Linked DNA regions of Homo sapiens: region 2 is linked to region 1. Evidence: chromatin contacts called from ENCODE Hi-C data. All regions are on one chromosome and are shown on one strand. Each heading gives the region's core, a stretch centred on a gene start or an enhancer-like site at or near the end of the contact. The rest is flanking DNA. Distances are from core to core; before and after follow the strand shown.

What was found. A loop is a pair of places that touch in the nucleus more often than their neighbours do. Pooled maps may share reads with other maps.
Region 2: a pooled map shows a loop between it and region 1 (10-fold over the local background). The contact joins the promoter of TTF2 here to the promoter of NRAS in region 1. A Hi-C loop is called at or near these places in 5 of 50 pooled maps.

Annotation. Positions count from the first base shown.
Region 1 is chr1:114,714,181-114,718,020 of GRCh38, reverse strand. It overlaps NRAS (NRAS proto-oncogene, GTPase), which reads left to right and starts at 1,250. Exons shown (of 7, transcript NM_002524.5): 1 at 1,250-1,363; 2 at 1,844-1,971. The coding sequence starts at 1,861. CSDE1 (cold shock domain containing E1) reads left to right here. Exons shown (of 20, transcript NM_001007553.3): 20 at 1-1,105. RefSeq lists enhancers at 1,245-1,444, 1,455-1,554.
Region 2 is chr1:117,058,116-117,061,955 of GRCh38, reverse strand. TTF2 (transcription termination factor 2) reads right to left here and starts at 1,630. Exons shown (of 23, transcript NM_003594.4): 1 at 1,582-1,630; 2 at 1,399-1,501. The coding sequence starts at 1,609. CD101-AS1 (CD101 antisense RNA 1) reads left to right here and starts at 2,466. Exons shown (of 4, transcript NR_110786.1): 1 at 2,466-2,583. RefSeq lists an enhancer at 1,930-2,089 and a silencer at 2,510-2,559.

The sequences.
Region 1 (3,840 bases), core at 1-2,500:
GTTATGTTTAAAAAAATAAATAAATTTAAGAAAACCATTTTAAATAATGCACAGTTGCAGCCTGGAAAAACTTAAGGTGGCGCCTTATAGTATCAATTTTAGGAGCTTTATTTGGTGCATTTAACGCAACTGGTAATTGCAGAATCCACTTTGCCTGTGTAAGTGAAAAATATAGACTGTTATCTTGTTGGCCCTATGAAATTCTGCACTTTTCATTATATACTCTACCTTCATTAATTACTTCTGGCAAGATGTTCTGCCTTAGCACTCAGTTGCATTCTTTTCCTTTTTCTTCCTGTTCATTATGCTTTAATTCTGAGGACCATATGAGGGTAGAATATATTATCTTTTAAAAATTACAAAAATTTGTATAGGCAAACCATTTCTTAAAGTTGATGGCCAAATTTTAAAATGTTATTTTTCATATCATTTATAATCTTGTCACAATCCACTTAAAGAAGTTTGGTTATATTTCAGTGAAAATTTTCTTCCAGAGTAGGTTTTTTTTCGTGGGTTGGGGGGTAACTTTACTACAATTAGTAAGTATGGTGCAGAATTTCATGCAAATGAGGAGTGCCAGCAGTGTGATAATTTAAACATATTTAAACAAAAACAAAAAAAATGAATGCACAAACTTGCTGCTGCTTAGATCACTGCAGCTTCTAGGACCCGGTTTCTTTTACTGATTTAAAAACAAAACAAAAAAAAATAAAAAAGTTGTGCCTGAAATGAATCTTGTTTTTTTTTATAAGTAGCCGCCTGGTTACTGTGTCCTGTAAAATACAGACACTTGACCCTTGGTGTAGCTTCTGTTCAACTTTATATCACGGGAATGGATGGGTCTGATTTCTTGGCCCTCTTCTTGAATTGGCCATATACAGGGTCCCTGGCCAGTGGACTGAAGGCTTTGTCTAAGATGACAAGGGTCAGCTCAGGGGATGTGGGGGAGGGCGGTTTTATCTTCCCCCTTGTCGTTTGAGGTTTTGATCTCTGGGTAAAGAGGCCGTTTATCTTTGTAAACACGAAACATTTTTGCTTTCTCCAGTTTTCTGTTAATGGCGAAAGAATGGAAGCGAATAAAGTTTTACTGATTTTTGAGACACTAGCACCTAGCGCTTTCATTATTGAAACGTCCCGTGTGGGAGGGGCGGGTCTGGGTGCGGCCTGCCGCATGACTCGTGGTTCGGAGGCCCACGTGGCCGGGGCGGGGACTCAGGCGCCTGGGGCGCCGACTGATTACGTAGCGGGCGGGGCCGGAAGTGCCGCTCCTTGGTGGGGGCTGTTCATGGCGGTTCCGGGGTCTCCAACATTTTTCCCGGCTGTGGTCCTAAATCTGTCCAAAGCAGAGGCAGTGGAGCTTGAGGTAAGTTTATCTCATGCATAGTGTTCGGCTTTGGGCTGTGGAATGTTCAGGCGTTTCACTGATGCCAGAAATGGAGCAGAATCTATCAGCTGGAGACAAAGGCCTTGGGCGGGGGTCCTTCCATTTGGTGCCTACGTGGGGAGATCTTTGGAGACAGAAGGGAGAATGGGAAGGAGTTGCGGCCTGGAGGCTTCCTGCTAGAGCTGAGAAGCCTTCGGGGAGTAATAGGAAGGGGGATTTCCATTGCTTAGGCTGAGGGCGGGGCCCAAGGACTGTTGAAAAATAGCTAAGGATGGGGGTTGCTAGAAAACTACTCCAGAAGTGTGAGGCCGATATTAATCCGGTGTTTTTGCGTTCTCTAGTCACTTTAAGAACCAAATGGAAGGTCACACTAGGGTTTTCATTTCCATTGATTATAGAAAGCTTTAAAGTACTGTAGATGTGGCTCGCCAATTAACCCTGATTACTGGTTTCCAACAGGTTCTTGCTGGTGTGAAATGACTGAGTACAAACTGGTGGTGGTTGGAGCAGGTGGTGTTGGGAAAAGCGCACTGACAATCCAGCTAATCCAGAACCACTTTGTAGATGAATATGATCCCACCATAGAGGTGAGGCCCAGTGGTAGCCCGCTGACCTGATCCTGTCTCTCACTTGTCGGATCATCTTTACCCATATTCTGTATTAAAGGAATAAGAGGAGAGAAAGTAAAAAGTTATTTTGGGTATACATTCAGTTATGCAATAAGCTTAACGTGTTTATAGAGAACAGTTCATTTTTATTAGCTGCTGAAGTTTCTAAAACCTGTCCAGTTTTTAACAGTTCTGTAAACTATTGCAAACTCAGTGTTGAGTTCATTCATGAGTTTCTTCATATATAACAGCTCTATTACATGAGAAACACAGGCCATAGTAGCGAGACTGTCTGATTGTATGGGAGATAATAGGATGGAGATAAAGGATTCAGAGATGAGTGTTCTTCAATATTTATTTATTAGCTAGTTGAAGCAGCTGAGACCAGATGATTGGAGTAGCAAGAACTTGAGATTTTTAGTCTTTATGCCTAGGATTTTGGTCCCTGTTTGCAGTTTATTTAGTTGTGTGATATTGAGCAACTGAATCTCTCCCAACCTCATTTTCCTCATGTTTTAAATTACCATAAACTTGTCCTGCCTACCACACAGGGATGTTATGGAAAGTTAAATAATATATTTAAGTTATTTATGAATGGTAAAGCACTATGTAATAGTACTTAGGGATTCTATTGTTATTATGAGAGTTCATGGTACAGATTGTCTTCAGTAAGTGGCACCTAAGGCTCTTTAAATAAAGGGTTTTGCCGGACACGGTGGCTCACGCCTGTAATCCCAGCACTTTGGGAGGCTGAGGCAGGCGGATCACAAGGTCAGGAGTTCAAGACCAGCCTGATCAACATGGTGAAACCCCGTCTCTACTAAAAATACAAAAATTAGCTGGGTGTGGTGGCAGGCACCTGTAATCCCAGCTACTCAGGAGGCTGAGGCAGGAGAATCGCTTGAACCAGAGGCAGAGGGTGCAGTGAGCCGAGATCACACCACAGACCTCCAGCCTGGGCAACAGAGCGAGACTTCGTCTCAAAAAATAAATAAATAGATAAATAAATAAAGGGTTTTGTAATTTTGTTCAGTTTAGAAATGCCTAACTTTAGAGATTATTTTAATCAACACCTGGCCTCCCTACCATCTGGCTACTCGTGTTTAATTGATGAAAACTAACTCTAATGTAGCCACTATAAAAAATTGGTTGCTAACCCTTGGCAAAATCTTTATTTTGAGCTTAACAGCTTTAATATTTTACATGAAATGTTTAATATTTTAATTAAATATTTTTAAATGTTTGATTTATTGAGCAATTTACATAAGTAAAATACATAAATTTTATGTCTACAGCCCAGTGCTTTTTGCGTTTCTATATAGTCATGTAGCTACCACCCAGATAACAGTATAGAGCACTTCCAGTACTCCAGAGAGTTCTCCAAGTGTGATGACATTAAAATACAAGTAAAAGTCCTGTTGCCATAAAACCAAAATGAAAGTATTTTTTATATGATCTATGCATGTTTGTCTTCCTGAGAAATTAAACATAACTATACCTTGTTTGGAACCTTTAAGAATTTGATTCAGGAATATTTCCCAAAGGTACATCTGTCATGATAAAAAAAAAACCTTCTCTGAAACAAAGGTATTTGTATATTTAGTCATAAACACAAATGATGTATATAGGGCCAGGTTATAATTGGTGGAGGTATGTTTAGATTTCTTTAAGTAAAATAAACAGCACAAATAAAACAGTCCAGTTCATAGCTTAGTGAAATACACTGGGTACTTAATCTGTAGCCTCCTGGCTGCAGTAGAGTTGTCATTTGAGTTACTGTGTTTTCTTAATCTTTTCCAGGAACACAGTGACCATATTTCTTTTCTGCAGGCATATAGAATTTGGTGG
Region 2 (3,840 bases), core at 381-2,880, 2.3 Mb before region 1:
TGTGTAAGTTTTTAATCACTCCCTTCCAACTTATTATGAAAAAATTTAAATATATATAACATTTGAGAGTAAACAGGTTTGAGTGAAGGTTTAAAGTACTCTCCTAAACCTGTGGCACTTTTTTTGGCCTGTATATTGGTTATCAGATATAGTCCAAATAAATCAAGTTTATCAAATAATTGTCTTCAAATACCACTGTGCTAGTTTGTATAGCAAAGCATTTGTGTAGATGGGATCCTAAATAAGAGTGTTTCTCTTAATGTAAAACCAAATCTTATGCCACCATTAATGTTGAATTCCTGCAAAGGTAAAAATGCTTCTATCTCACAAAACTTGACCTGGGTACTATATCTGAGAGGCTCAGTGTAAATCATCTAACTCATGAAACAGAAACATGGGAAGTTAGTATACATGTTGAAAGGGCACTTTTCTAATACTGATATCCATTATGTACTCTACATCTGACACGGAGAAAAATAACTTTTCTCTACCAAGTTTTGCTGAATAGAGAGCAGGAGATGTTTAATGATGTGATGATAGTTTTAAAATTCACATAGAAAATGTAGACACTTGGTACTGTGAAAACATTAACACTTGACAAACTATTAACTTTCCTCACTTTAGAGAAGATGCTTAACATTTCTGACTCTCTCCTCCCACCTCAGCCTCACGAGTAGCTGGGACTACAGGCGTGTGATACCATGCCTAGACAATTTTTTTTAATTTTTCGTAGAGACGGGATTTCACCATGTTGCCCAGGCTGGTTTCGAACCCCTGGGCTCAAGCGATTCGCTCGCCTTCGCCTCCCAAAGTGCTGGGATTACAGGCGTCACACACCGCGCCAGGCCCTCCGTTGTTTCTTCCAGCGCTAATTTCTTTGAATTATCAATTTCACCATTTAGATGCAGAGAATCCTACTTAAAAATAAGAAGGCTAACAACTAATCACTAGAGTGTTTTAAGCTCAAACATTTAAAAAAAACCGTCGGGCCTAAAACTAGTGCAAAACAGGGACAAATTATTTTCCACTATGTCTGCTGTGTGTCCTTACTCCTTTAAAGGGGGAGGGACTGTCTGGGCAGGAGAAGGGAGTGGTTAAGGCCTGTCAAGTGAATAGAAACCCAGAGCTGGAAAACACCGGATCCTCAATTTTACAGGTAGGGGAACCATCGGCCCAGAGAGGGGGGTAACCAGCCTCGGGTCACACAGCCAGAATTAGCTGGGCGTCTTCCGAACACGCCACGCTGCCCTGGGATCACCAATTGCTTAAAGGGTCCTGACACCGCAAACTAGGGCCCCACCACTCCTCGGCCCTGTGACGCCCGACAGCGGGGAGCGGGAAGCTCCTCTCGGGAGGCCCCGGGCAGCCACAGGGAGTGGGGCCCAGCTCCAGACCTACTCGGTGGCCCGCACGAAGCTGCACGTGTCTGCCCGGCACACGTAGAAGCTCTTTCCTTTATTCGGGCCATCGCGGACGCCGGTCTTAAGAAAGCAGAAAGTCCCTGAAGAGAGAAGAAAGTGAACAACGATTACGCCACGCTAAATCAACAGGCCCCGGGACGCTGAGACCCTAGCCCCTTACCGTGCTCTGGACACCTAACTTCTTCCATTTCGCTGGGTCCCCCAAGTTCCACAAAGCCCCGCCCCCAATTCTGCTTCCGCCTTTTACTCCGCCCTCTTTGTTCAGGAACCAACCATCACTCAGCTCTTGCAGTCTTAATCCCTCCCATAATTCTCCGCCCTTGGCCTTCACCCGTCCTAGCCGCTATCAGCCAATCATATAGGAACTTCGCTCACCTCCAACCAATCACAGCTGCCCTCAGGTATGGCGCGCGCCGAAATCAAATACGGAGCCAGGGGGCGTAAAGGACCCGGCTTTTGCAGGCTGGGGCGTGGCTGAGGCTGGGGAGAAGCTTAGAAGGTGGCGGGGCTTCTGGAGGAAAAGAAGCTTCGATTTGCAGGTCTTGGAAGACGGAAGGGCAACTCTTGTTTACGTTTAAAACCGAGAGGCGGCCCTAGGGGTAGCGCCAGTTAGCAGGCGCTGAAAGGCCCTGGCTTCGTGGGTGTCTCTGAGCCAGGCTGGCGCTCGTGCGCGCTGGGCTCCGCGCTCAGTCGCTGGGGTGGGAGGCCAGGGGAAGCCGCCGCTGCAGGCCGAGCCGCGAGATTTGCAGTGCAGGAGCCGAAGCGGCGGGCATGGTGGGAGGTCCTTGGAAGCTGCTGCGGGGAACTGAAACGGCTCTGATAGGCAGGCACAAAGACTTCTCTAGGACCCCCTACAATGCTTTACGTTTGCCTCGTGCTTTAGATTTCACAAAGTGCTTACACATAACACGACCCTCCTCACTCGACCTGGTGAGATGGGTAGCATTTTGTGGAAGATTCCGAGACTCAAGTTTGAGAGACTCACCCAAGGTCAGAGTTGGCGAGTGGGCGGTCCGTGGACAGGTGCGCAGGTCTCAGCGCCATTTGGCCCGCGCTGCTGCTTCCTGTGTGTACTGGATGTTCTCTAGGCTCGCCCAGCGTGGAAGCCCCGAGTTACCAGCCGCAACGTGGAAACCACAGAAGGGGAAATAGATGACTTTTGGTGAAGGCGAATTTTACTTTATCATTTTGTATTGTCAAACTTTTTTTTACTATTATGCTTTTGTAATTTTAAAAATCGAAGACGAGGTTAAATAGAAGAAAGGGGACAGTTCCCTTCTATTTAACTTCATCCTCGATTTTTAAAATTTGAAGTTGTAATCAAAACTATTAGTAAACAGAGAGGAATAGATATTAGATTTATTGCAATAGAAATAGTTTCATATTGCAGCTATTGAGGACCATATGTCCCAGACATATGGTGTGGCACCTGCACTGTTCTTATGGGGGCCGTAGAACAGAAAATCTGTAATGTCTAGGAAATCTGGGCGATGTGATAAATGTACATGTTATGGGGATCCGGAGGAAGGGAGACAAACCTGAGGTATCATTTATTAATTAAACAGTACTTACTAAATAGCTTTTTTGTGCCCGTTGTGGACTAGGTGCTTGAGAAATGTAAAATTCATTCATTCACACACACAAAGTTTGAAACAACTATTCTAAGCACAAGGAACTTACTCAGTATTTTGAGGAGACTGAACTAGTACATGTTGAACACTTAAATAACAATATAAAATAGTATTTAAATGTCAAAATGAATGGAGTTAGCAGTAACTCTCTAGGACTAGAGAAAAATGGAATTTCCAAAGTGAAGTTCCTTTATACATAACTACCCTTCCGAAACTTAGATGAACTTAGAGATAAGACAGGAACAACAAATAGGTAGAAGCATTTTCATTATTCCAAGATTGTTATTCTTGCAAATGATGTATTTGTACATGTTTAATAGATGCTGTATTGGAGGTAGTATACCATGAATACAGGATTTGCAGAAAGAGGGGCATGGTAATTAATTATTTCTTGAATAATTTTCGAAACAAGGCAAAATCGGGGCCTCTTAAATATCCCGTTAAGGAAGAAGCTCCTCCTCTGCAAGTACCCAAGTCGGTATCTCCAGTCCAACCTCACAAAAGTGTGCACAGCCAAATCACAGACAGGAGGAATATTTCTTCCATAAATTAAAAATATACTAGATCAAAATGTTAAGTCCCTGGACAACTTATTCCACCTCATCATATTTACAAGATTGAAAAAAATAAGTTTGAGATTGGACGAAAGATGGTCATAACTGGAAACATTTTTAAAATTAATTTTTATGCCCGTTGAGTATGGTGGTGGGCACCTGCGGTCCTAGCTACTCAGGAGGCTGAGGTGGGAGGATGGCTTGAGCCCACAAGTTTGAGGCTACAGTGAGCTG